Regions from separate parts of the Homo sapiens genome. Here all the other regions are linked to region 3. A link is a contact called in ENCODE Hi-C data. All regions are on one chromosome and are shown on one strand. Each heading gives the region's core, a stretch centred on a gene start or an enhancer-like site at or near the end of the contact. The rest is flanking DNA. Distances are from core to core; before and after follow the strand shown.

What was found. A loop is a pair of places that touch in the nucleus more often than their neighbours do. Pooled maps may share reads with other maps.
Region 1: a map of CD8-positive, alpha-beta T cell shows a loop between it and region 3 (17-fold over the local background). The contact joins the promoter of POU2F1-DT here to the promoter of SUCO in region 3. A Hi-C loop is called at or near these places in 2 of 168 maps with a recorded cell type or tissue (CD4-positive, alpha-beta memory T cell and CD8-positive, alpha-beta T cell) and 10 of 50 pooled maps.
Region 2: a pooled map shows a loop between it and region 3 (11-fold over the local background). The contact joins the promoter of FAM20B here to the promoter of SUCO in region 3. A Hi-C loop is called at or near these places in 8 of 50 pooled maps.
Region 4: a loop to region 3 is called in a pooled map, with 7 times the contacts of the local background. The contact joins the promoter of IER5 here to the promoter of SUCO in region 3. A Hi-C loop is called at or near these places in 5 of 50 pooled maps.

The regions. Positions count from the first base shown.
Region 1 is chr1:167,219,259-167,221,958 of GRCh38, forward strand. POU2F1-DT (POU2F1 divergent transcript) reads right to left here and starts at 1,278. Exons shown (of 1, transcript NR_185889.1): 1 at 573-1,278. It overlaps POU2F1 (POU class 2 homeobox 1), which reads left to right and starts at 1,628. Exons shown (of 16, transcript NM_002697.4): 1 at 1,628-1,700. The coding sequence starts at 1,640. RefSeq lists an enhancer at 1,211-1,320 and silencers at 1,501-1,600, 1,951-2,100, 2,321-2,600, 2,611-2,700.
Region 2 is chr1:179,024,591-179,027,290 of GRCh38, forward strand. FAM20B (FAM20B glycosaminoglycan xylosylkinase) reads left to right here and starts at 1,304. Exons shown (of 8, transcript NM_014864.4): 1 at 1,304-1,508. RefSeq lists silencers at 1,121-1,310, 1,351-2,090.
Region 3 is chr1:172,531,861-172,534,560 of GRCh38, forward strand. It overlaps SUCO (SUN domain containing ossification factor), which reads left to right and starts at 1,290. Exons shown (of 24, transcript NM_014283.5): 1 at 1,290-1,637. The coding sequence starts at 1,576. RefSeq lists enhancers at 489-598, 659-908, 1,519-1,678 and a silencer at 1,229-1,398.
Region 4 is chr1:181,087,399-181,090,098 of GRCh38, forward strand. It overlaps IER5 (immediate early response 5), which reads left to right and starts at 1,302. Exons shown (of 1, transcript NM_016545.5): 1 at 1,302-2,700. The coding sequence starts at 1,505. The coding sequence ends at 2,488. LOC124904465 (a long non-coding RNA gene) reads right to left here and starts at 1,103. Exons shown (of 2, transcript XR_007066762.1): 1 at 877-1,103; 2 at 399-472. RefSeq lists silencers at 1,081-1,350, 1,661-1,820, 2,021-2,240 and an enhancer at 2,631-2,700.

The sequences.
Region 1 (2,700 bases), core at 28-2,527, 5.3 Mb before region 3:
GGTTGGCGTGGCTCTAAATAATTAGATTACAGGGCGGTCTAATTATTTGGTTCAAACAGTCATGCACACACCCTAAGGCTTAATTACCACGAACAAATCAATCCCACCCCCAAATCGTTGCCTGTCACTGACAATAGCTTTAACTGTACTTGCACAGTTAAAGGAGTCCAACGAGCATTCTAGGACTGATGATTAAAACTTTACCCATTAAAATAATTGCACTCACTTGGAAATCAGTTTTGTTTTTAATTGTAGAACCAGCAGTTCTACCCAATTTAAACTTCAGTCATATCTCTCAAGACAGATTAACTAGAGCTGATTTTTTTTAAACTTTGCTTACCATGAAATACACCTTTCTATTCTTAAAAAACAAACAAACAAACAAAAATAGGGCTTTAAAAATTCGTAAAATAATTAGACCTGGGACTTTGTCCAGGGAATTTCGCCATTTAAGATAAAGAAAACTCAGCAACATTATGTCTAGTTACCAAGAAAGATATGTGCAACGCGAAACCTTTCCCCAATACCATATTTACTCTGAGAAACACAGCAAAATAAAATTCACGATGAAGTTACGATTTCGACATTTTTATTAGTCATCAGCTTACTGCTAGGTTTTAAAAGGTGTTCCAAGGCGGGAAGAAGGCGCGGGGGGAAGCCTCAGAATATGGGGTCTGTTTCGATTGGGGGGAGCGGCGTTAGAGGGGCGTGAAGGCAGAAAGGAAGGGTAGGGCGGAAATTAGCGACTTAATAAGACGCCTAGCTCCCGAGGAAGCCAGCCTGGCGTTAGAAGCAAGTAGAGCAGAAGAGATTTAGGGCTAATTAAAACAATCACACGACACTCCCCCTCGCGTTTGCCGGGGCCGGGTCTCCTGCACTAGCAGAGCCGGGGGCGGGGATTAGCTCGGATTCAAATTTAAAGCGGGAGGCCCGCGTGTGGCTCAGCAGGTGCCTCATGCCCGGCTCCCGTGGCGGTCGTTTCCGCCCCTACCTGCCCAGAGGGCCGGAAATTACCTAGCGAGGAGCGGCTTATCCATTGTTGCCAATGTTTCAACTGCGCGGAAACCCTGAAGAAAGTGCGGAGCACAGGGCACGCGGGCCGCTCACTGCCCTTCCACGCGCCCCCACGTTTCTGGCCGCTGCGCTCCTTGCCGTGCTTTTACAATGCCACAGGCCACTGGGGGAGACCGGAGCGAAGCCAGGAGGGAAGCAAGGCGGGAGGAAAAGGGAGAAGTGTAAGAAGACACAGGCGCCCGGGATACTATATAATCTGGTTCTGAGCTAGAGGGAGCGCATGCGCCGGCGACACTTCTGGCGGCAGGAGAAAGGCGCGCATGCGCAGAGCCGAGACGAAAAATGAAGCCACAGGGTGCCTGGCTGATTGAGGGCGCTGCTTTAGCTACCGAAGGGCCACAGCGCCCCGAAGGCGCGTGCGCAGAGCGCGGGAAGGGGGTGGAGCTCTTCTGAGGGGGCCGGGGCGAACAGAGCCGGCCTCGCGCGCCCCCTGGCGCGCGCCCGGGGAGAGGAAGGAGCGGGAGGGGGCGGAGAGGAGGGAGGAGGCAAGCAGGGCGGGAGGGGGGAGGGGAGCCAGAGCGAGGGAGGGTTTATCGACCGGGCGATTTTGGTTAAAATATTCAAAATGGCGGACGGAGGAGCAGCGAGTCAAGATGAGAGTTCAGCCGCGGCGGCAGCAGCAGCAGGTAATCATTACAGCATTTTACATATTCATATTCATACTCAACCCCGGCTCCCGCTGCCCCCCCCCGCGACTTAGCATAATTTATTAGTACTCAGGATTATTATAATTAACGGCGGGGAGATGGGGGGCCGGGGAGCATTGAGCCCCCGCCGGGCGCTGAGCGGAGGGGGAAAGAGGCTCGGAGCGGCCAGGCGGAGGGGGAAGACAAGGGGCAAAGGGGGCTGCGATCCACTGCCCTCCTCCTGCACCCGGCCCACCCCGCCGCCGCTCGCCGTCTGCCCGTCGGCACCGGCCCTCCTCCTCTGCCGGCCGCCGCTGCCGCCTCCTCGCCGCCGTGCCCGAACCCGAGCGGGTCCGCGGCGGGGCGGCGGGGCCGGGGCAGAGGGAGAGGACAATAAAGACATTTTACATATTCATAGCTGCTGGGCCGGCGGGGCGCAGTAGGGCGCGGGCGGGCGGCCGGGGCCGGGCGGGCGCGGGGTGGGGGGCGTGAAGGGGGATGGAGGCGGCGGCGAGCACAATGCCGGGGAGGCGGCGGGGCCGGAGCGGACCCCGGCGGCCGGACACCCGCACGCGTCTTCCCCCGGGAGCGGGCCCGGGCGGGGGGGCGCTGCCCGCCTTGGGGGGCGGCCCTCAGGGCAACCGGGGGTGCGCGCGGGGAGAGCTCCCTGCCCGCGCCCCGCGCGGGGCTGAGCCCGGGGGTCACGGCCCCAGGCACTTCGGCCTCGCCCCACTGGTCCCCAATGTGGTGGCCTGACCCAAGCCAGGCCTGCTCTCTAGGTGGGTAGGGGTGAGCGGTCGTGGGCGCTGCGAGGTGGCCTGGGGCGGCGGGGGTGGGGAACCCGCGCAGGGGTCTGCGTGCCCCCCCTGGGGGGTGGACTGGATTGGAAGGAGTCCTTGGGGCAAGTTCCTTCCGAGGGGATGTCCTCTGGGGCGGCCCGCGCGCCCCCGGCCGGCGGTCGGCAGCCCCTTTGCGTTGTCGGCCGGGGCTTCGCGGGCGA
Region 2 (2,700 bases), core at 54-2,553, 6.5 Mb after region 3:
AACCTTTTCAACTACACGCAGCAAAAAGCTAATACAATGCCTTCTGCATTTGACTGTACGTCTCCTGCAGTGATTAATGCTGCCTCCCTAACTACATTGTCCGGAGCAAGTGTCAAGCCCAATTATTTCTCTAGGATCTCCTGATAGTAAATGCTCAGCAAATATACAGACGAATAACACCTAATCATACACAATAATCTTAGAGTACTTTCCCCATACATTTCCTAACTTAATCCTTACAACAACCCTGTGAAGTTATTAACTCCCATTTTCCAGTTAAGGAAACTGATGCTCAGCAAAGTTAACTGGCACATCCAGTATCATACAGCCAGTAAGAAAGAATTCTGTTCAGTACGCCTTACTGATTAAATGAACTATGTGGCCTGAAGAAAAAGTGTCAGCTCAGTCTTTCCCCATCACGCATCTTATTCCATGGAGTAACCTGCATTATATTTCAGGGTCAGGCACACTAAGTTTGCGCTTTAGTATATGGTGAATAAATGGATGGACACAGTGGCGGCTCTGTATAAGTCAGCTGAAAGCAAACAAAGGGAAGGCAGAATCTTTCATTCACACGATTTATCCGCGCCCACTGGGTGCACTACGGTCGGGCATTGGCGACCCAGGAGCGACTGACCTGCCCTCATGGGGCTTACGGTCCTTAGCAAAAAACAGATGTAAAACAACTAATATTACAGTAAATGAATCATAATTTTGTGAGATGCTCCTGAAAGTATGTAGCAGGACGCTCCGCTCTGGTCCGAATGAAGAGCCATTTGCACTCAGTGTGGAAAGGCTAGCCTTTTTCTGGGCAAAAGAAGCGGGGGATACATTTAGATAGGCAGAAGTTCCGAGCAGAAGTCAAGGCAAATTAAAAAGGCAACAGGAGGAGGGAAAATGCTTCTCACAAACAGAACTCGACCTAGGGGACCGCAACTCTCCAGTCCTGCTGCTTGGCTGCCTACCTACCTAAGAAAAGCAGGAAAGAAAAAGAGAAGACGGGGTGGGGGATGGAGGACAAATACAGAAAAAGAAAAAAGAGCGAAGGAAGTGAGAAGTGAGAGGCCAGTTTATGTAAGCGGGCAGGGCGGCGCGGCCGGCAGGAGACCGGCGCCGGCGCCGAGGGAGTTAAGCGGACGGGCCCGGTATGGAAGAGGTTAAGGGGGGCAGTCCGGAGCGGGTCCGGTAGGGGCCGCCTACTGGGCGGGGGCGGGGCCGCGCCGAGCGAGCGCTGGGATTGGCCGTCGGGCAGGCGCTACGCTAGGACGGTACCAACAGCCGGGGGCCTCGGAGGCGGGGGGGTGGGTGTGGGACTGCCGCTCTGCGCGGCGAGAGGTGGCCTGGGAATGGCCGGGCCGGGGGTGGGCCGGAGCCGCTGTGGCGGCGGCGGCGGCTGGGGGCGGTGAGCGCGGCGTGGGGCTGCCCCTCCCCGGAGGCGGCGGGGGCGGCCGGGGCCGCGCCGCACCGCACCGCGCGGGCGGCCATGGAGCGAGCCTAGGGCCCGACAGGTGAGTGGCGCGGGGGCGGGGGAGGGCGCGCGACCCCCGCCCCCGGCGCGGCGGGCGGGAAAATGCGGACCGGCACGCGGGCGGGGCACGGTACGTAGCGCGCGCCGGGCTGGGGCCGCCTGGGGGCGGGGCGCCTCCCTGAGGGGCCGGGCACCGGGTGCCCTGAGCCGTCCCCGAGTGGCTGCGGGCGGGTCCCGGGCGAGGGCCCGAGGCTTCCTGGGAGACCCGCTCGGGCCGCGTGTCCCTGTGTGCGGTCGCGGCTGAAGGGACGCGGCCTCGGCCGCCACGTCCCTGGCCCACCTGAGGCGCGGGCCCACCTGGGGCCGCCTCAGGCTGCCAGAGGTCCTTCTAGTGACCGTCTCTCGTCCCCTTGCGCGGTCCCCAGAGGCGATTGGCCCCGGTGCCTCTCTTGTGTTCCCCGGAGCGCCCGTTGAGGCAGCCCAGGGAGCGCGCCCTCGCGGGGTCTTTGCTGGGCCCGCCTCGTGGCCGGGAAGCGCGAGTGACCTGCAGGCCGGAGGCGGAAGGCGGGGCAACCGTGCCCGGGGCCCGCGGTCTCCTGGGGTCCTGCGCCGGGCGCTCGCAGAAGGGCACAACTTAACGAATGCTGTGTTAGCCCTCAGTGGGCTGCGCTTGAGATTTCATTTCCGGGTGTGACGGCCCCGCGATTAAGAGCGGACCGATACGTTTCCCTTAATGATGAATGTGAATAGTTGTCGAGCTGCGTCCTTGATTGTGGGTTCTGATAAGAGATTCATTCTAATCTGACTTCTGTTAACCTGCCAGTCTCCGGATAAGAAGAGAAGGGGTAGAAGGATGGATTGGAGGGAAAGTAGGGGTAACAGGGCTTGGTTAGTCTTAATGGAATTATTAGTCCTTTTAAAGACCATACCATCATTGGGATGGATAAGGAGTTTCTAATTTGGGAAAATGAGAGTTGCTTGCTATTGCGACTTGGGTCTAGTGCCAGATATCAGCATCTTCCCCACCCAGCCAGCTTCCCTCTGGAGGTTTGATTTCTCACTTGGAAGGGAAGTAGGAATGTGGGGTTTTTTTTAGCCTTTAGCCTTTAAACTGTAGGACTTTATAAATCTATAATCTGGTACAAATTACTATTGCCATTTATTAGCCACGCCTATGTTTTTTGCGTTGTAAATTCTTGCAAAAATTTCACTGGCGTTGATTTCTAAAAATC
Region 3 (2,700 bases), core at 40-2,539:
CCTTTAAAACAAAAATTATCACCCTTTGTATAATTTCTCTAACATCAAATTGACTTATATCCAAGAATCACAGAGCGGATCAAATCATTCAGTTCTTTGGGACTATAATTAACATCCAATTCAACTTAGAAGGTTCATAAGGAAATTCCGCGGCTCAAAATTAGGCGTTAGGTGGGCATTTTACTGAGGGTTTTTTCCCTACGGCCACATGAACAATAAGTAACCCGTCCTTTAAACATTTTTCACACTAAACATTATGCCATGTTCCAAGGCACAGACCATTGCAGCCTCCGTCCCCTCAGCGGCGTAAACACTTGGAATGGGCATGCTGCCCCGTTACTTAGTATTGAGAAGTGGTCACTTTTTGCTCTTCTTAGGTGAGTGTAAGCGACTGCCTTCCCCACTTTAGGTGAACCCCAGGACTTGGAGCGTCTGTGGGTGCTCCTCTAATGGGGACAACTCCTCCCTTCCGACTCCATCGCAGAGAACCCAAAGTTCGAAACCAACAGAACGAAAAGCAACGAAGCACACTTAAAGTGAGGAACCCGGCAAGCGGCGAAATTCTTGCTGAAGAGAAGAAAAAGCGAAAGGTTTTCCGCTGCAACCAATCAGATGAGAGGATTCTTGGCACGCCCCTTTCTATCTACCAATCAACATCTAGCTCAATGGGGCAGTCCATTGCCACAGGGAAAGGGCTTGGTGCAGCTTCCCTCACAACACACACGTCATTCTAGGCCATTCCACGAACTGTGCTCAAAAGAGGAAAACAGTGCAACAGTTCCAAAGCTGATCAGTCTCGTGGTGAGCAGCGAAACTATAGACTTCTCTAACAAAACCATGGATTCTAGGAGGGACTGGGAAAGAGAAAAACGAATTCTGGAAGGCAAACTACAACTCCCAAAGGCCCTTGCGCGGACTCAGCGCGCGAGGGACGAAGGGCGGTCCACTGTAAGGGGAAATGCTGAGGATCACTGGGCTCCTCCCGGCTTTCTGAACGCAAGCCAGCAAGTGGGCGGGACCTGGGGCGGGCGGAGCGGCGAGAGCATCTGCTCCTGCGCTTTGTGGTCTCCTGCCTCCGGCTTCTCCGCCTGCGACGTCGAAGGGGGCGTGGCCTGCGCAGAGGCTGGTGGGGGTGCGGGCGCCGCGGGACTTGGGTGACGCGTCCCTTTCCAGCTCAGCGGTGTGTGAGGTGTCGCGGCCCCGCCGGCGATTGGCTGTTGAGAGGCGAGTACGCGGCGGCCGTTGGTCGCTGGCCTCACGGAGCAAGGCCCCCGGCGGGCGGGGAGGATATGGGGCGGCAGTGGCGGCTGCAGGAGGCGGGCGTGGACGAGCCGGTGGCTGCAGCGGCGGCGGTCCCCGGAGTCCTGTGAAGCGCCCCTGTCCGCGCCTCTGTGGGGCCCTCAGAGAGGGCTGCCAGGACGCGAGCCACTGAGGAGCCGCTCAGCCAGCGCCATAGCCCTTAGGACTATCGGTCACATTCTCGCGCTCCTGCTCCGGCTCCTCCATCTTGGCCTCGGCAGTGGCGGCTGCCGGGAGGATGTGCCGCCTTCTGGCAGGGGGAAGAAGGAGGAGAAGATGAAGAAGCACCGGCGGGCCTTGGCCCTGGTCTCCTGCCTCTTTCTGTGCTCTCTGGTCTGGTGAGTAGCCGCGACGACAAGGGAGTTCCCGTGAGGGGAGTAAATGGGAGGGAGCAGCCCAGGTCACACCCCCTGGTCATTTTGGCTTTTAGGGTCCGGGTTTCCAAGGCCCCCGTGGAAGGGACAAACCGATTACTTCTCGACTCTCCATCTGACTGGTCTGGTAGTGCTCTGTGCGGAGATTTTCATGGTGTATTTTGGAATTTACAGAGACTCAGTGGGAGAGAGAGAGGTGCCAAGGTAGAGGGAACCACCAAGTGCCTTTGTACTCAGTTCCTCTACCCCTTGGAGACGGTGCAGGGTTTGGGGTGGGTGTTCAGATTGATGGTAAGTAAGTTGCTCCGATTTGCCGCCAGTCTTTGCGTTCTTAGTGTGGTAAGGGGATAAAGCACGTCGGATGTGATGCGTTCCGGACGTGCGATTTTAAAACGTGAGTGGTCATGAAGGTAAGAGTAATGTATAAGCAGTAGTTCTCCTGGACATTTCTCGCACAGCGTTTGATCCCAAGTACACTCGGGCCGCTGTTTTTGGAAACTTGGGGGGCGTGTGTGTATGTGTGTTATGAAGCACTTTTTCAATTGGTTTGGTGGAGAGGGTGTCTTAGATGTAGTGTGTGTAGTAGTTTTTGGTAATGCCCCTTAGTGACGGGAAGGTAAATGCTGTATTTTCAAGGCGGGAAGAGTGCTTTGTCCCTAAAGCACTCCTTAAGTTTTACGGAGTTTCTGTTAATCCCAGGCACTTCTGGAGTTTTTTGAGGAGCAGAGAAAGCTTGTAAGTCGAGGGACTGCTGTCACCGTACTTGGAAAAGCCATTCTTTCCTCCCAGGGAATTTCTTCAAAGATGTGTGACAATTGATGACTGAAAAGATGCTTCTTCAGTCTAGGCGATTTGCTGTTTGTTATATTAAAATAGAAATTAAGTTTCCTGTTTTGCTTATTTCTGCAAAGCACCAACACTATTTTCATTTTTATGGATGCCTTATGGATTCCAGAAGCACTGAAATTGTAGAGTTGTTGCTCACATAAAATAATACATAAACAAGGGGAAGAGAAAACACTCGCCT
Region 4 (2,700 bases), core at 52-2,551, 8.6 Mb after region 3:
ACCAACCCCGGGGCAGGATCAGGCCCAGGGTTCCACATGGACTCCAAGAAAGCAGTGCTTAGTTTTCTCATTCAGATTGTGGCTGAGAAGTTGTCATTTATCGTCTGTACAATAACGCAGATGTGTATGTGACTTCCCCCTTTTCAGCAGTGGAGACACTGAAGCGGCCTGAGGTTATTTACCCAGAGTCCTCAGGCAGGTCTGTGGTGGAGCTTCGGTGGAACTAACTGGAAGTGACTCCATGTTTCCAGTCCAGGACCCTGGGCAACCCCGTGGTAATTGTGTCCTGATATACTTATAAGGACCAGTAGATGGACTAAGTTGTTGACTGACCAGAAAATTCTGGAACTCCCTAGCACTATATTTTTACCTTGACACGAAATGAAATTATGACATCATCATGGGAACACAGGACTTCTTTCTTTTTATTTTCAGAACTTGCTCGATTTTTCCAAGGGTGGACTGGTCAGTCCTTGTAATGGAAAAATGGAAATGGAAAAAAAAAAGGAAAAAAAAATCATTGTGGAGAACCTGTAACATCTTCCATTTAACTTATTTGATAACTGGGTTTGTTCTAGAATCTAGAGAACAAAGTGAAAGATGCCAGCTTTAGAGGACAACCAATAACTTTGTATCTAGACACGATTCCTTGAAAAGAAGCCAAAAACCTAGGCAAAAACTTTTAGAATCCCCCTTTTCTTTGGGGTTAGAACTGACAGCTGCTAAGAGTGTATGTGACTCTAGCGGGGAAAGCGGCTCATCCAAAAATAATGATTGCCAAATACTTTGCAGTAATACTATTTGTTATCCAGGGGTGTCCTCCGCCGCGTATGGCCACCATCTCTATTTTTGCCAGGGTTGAGGGGGGTCGCTTACAGGTGTGGCCGGCCTGGAAACGGTGGTGTGGCTGGTGAGGGCGGAGTCGATCAGGGAAGGATCAGGACTTTATGGCAGAACAGAGTCCACCACCGTGTTCGGAAGAAAGTTCGAATATTTTGTTCGCTTTGGTTCCGGCAAGCCATCGCACAAGCCAGAATCTGTAACTCCAAACAGTAGCGCTCTCGAGCACCGTCCCGAACATTCACTCCCCACGGGCCTGGTCTGCGGCCGCAAGCCGTCGCCCCCTTTAAGAGCCTGCTCCGCGGGACTAACGTTCGAACGGGCCCTGGCGCCCCTCCTCGGGCTCCGATTGGCCGTGCGCGGCGCACGAGGGCGCGCCGGCCAGCCCCGGAACGGTTGGCGGCCCTTCGTGATTGGCGGTCGAGAAGCCTATATAAGGCGCGGGGCAGCCAGGCTGCCCTGTTTAGCGACCGGACCCGAAACGGGGAAGTTGTCTTGTTTGGAGAGGTTAGTAGAGCAGCGCGCGCGTCACCAGAGTCGTTTCTCTTCGGAGTCTTAGGTGATCGAGGGTGTGCCCAGGGGGCGGACTTGTTTGCGCCTCCCGTTCCCTCCCAATTTCCAAACGTGTCACCCCGGCGCCGACGGCCCTGTGCAGGGGAAGCAGATGGAGTTCAAGCTGGAGGCTCATCGCATCGTCAGCATCTCTCTGGGCAAGATCTACAACTCGCGGGTCCAGCGCGGCGGCATCAAGCTGCATAAGAACCTCCTGGTCTCGCTGGTGCTGCGCAGCGCCCGCCAAGTCTACCTGAGCGACCCGTGCCCCGGCCTCTACCTGGCCGGTCCCGCTGGGACCCCGGCGCCGCCACCGCAGCAGCAGCCCGGGGAGCCGGCGGCCGGGCCACCCGCCGGCTGGGGAGAGCCGCCCCCGCCCGCCGCTCGTGCCTCTTGGCCGGAGACCGAGCCGCAGCCGGAGCGCTCCTCCGTCTCAGACGCGCCGCGGGTAGGGGACGAGGTGCCGGTGGCCACGGTGACTGGAGTCGGGGACGTTTTTCAGGGCGGAGAGGCGGACGCGACGGAAGCTGCCTGGAGCCGCGTGGAGGGGCCGCGCCAGGCGGCGGCCAGAGAAGCCGAGGGTACCGCCGGAGGCTGGGGCGTCTTCCCCGAGGTATCTCGTGCCGCGCGCCGCCCCTGCGGCTGCCCCCTAGGCGGGGAGGACCCGCCGGGTACACCGGCCGCGACCCCCCGCGCTGCCTGCTGCTGCGCGCCGCAACCAGCGGAGGACGAGCCCCCCGCGCCGCCCGCGGTGTGCCCCAGGAAGCGCTGCGCGGCGGGGGTGGGCGGCGGCCCAGCGGGCTGCCCGGCGCCCGGCTCGACCCCGCTCAAGAAGCCCCGCCGGAACTTAGAGCAGCCGCCGAGTGGAGGAGAGGACGACGACGCGGAGGAGATGGAGACCGGGAACGTGGCTAACCTCATCAGCATCTTCGGTTCCAGTTTCTCGGGACTCCTACGGAAAAGCCCCGGGGGCGGCAGAGAGGAAGAGGAGGGAGAGGAGAGCGGTCCGGAAGCCGCCGAGCCCGGGCAGATCTGCTGCGATAAGCCGGTGCTGAGAGACATGAACCCCTGGAGCACAGCCATCGTGGCCTTCTGAGCCCTTGGCCCCCCTGCGGGGAGGAGGTGGAGCAGCGGGCGTCCCCGAAGTGAGGGCCAGGCCCTTCCCGGCTGCGAGGACGCCCAGAGACCGCGGGCGCTGAGCGCGTTGGGCAGACTGGTTGCCTCTGGGCATCGCAAACTGCCCCCGGGCGCATCTGGCTTATCTGGAGACCTGGGAGCTTGAGGCTCATTGGAAGAGGACGATCGTTA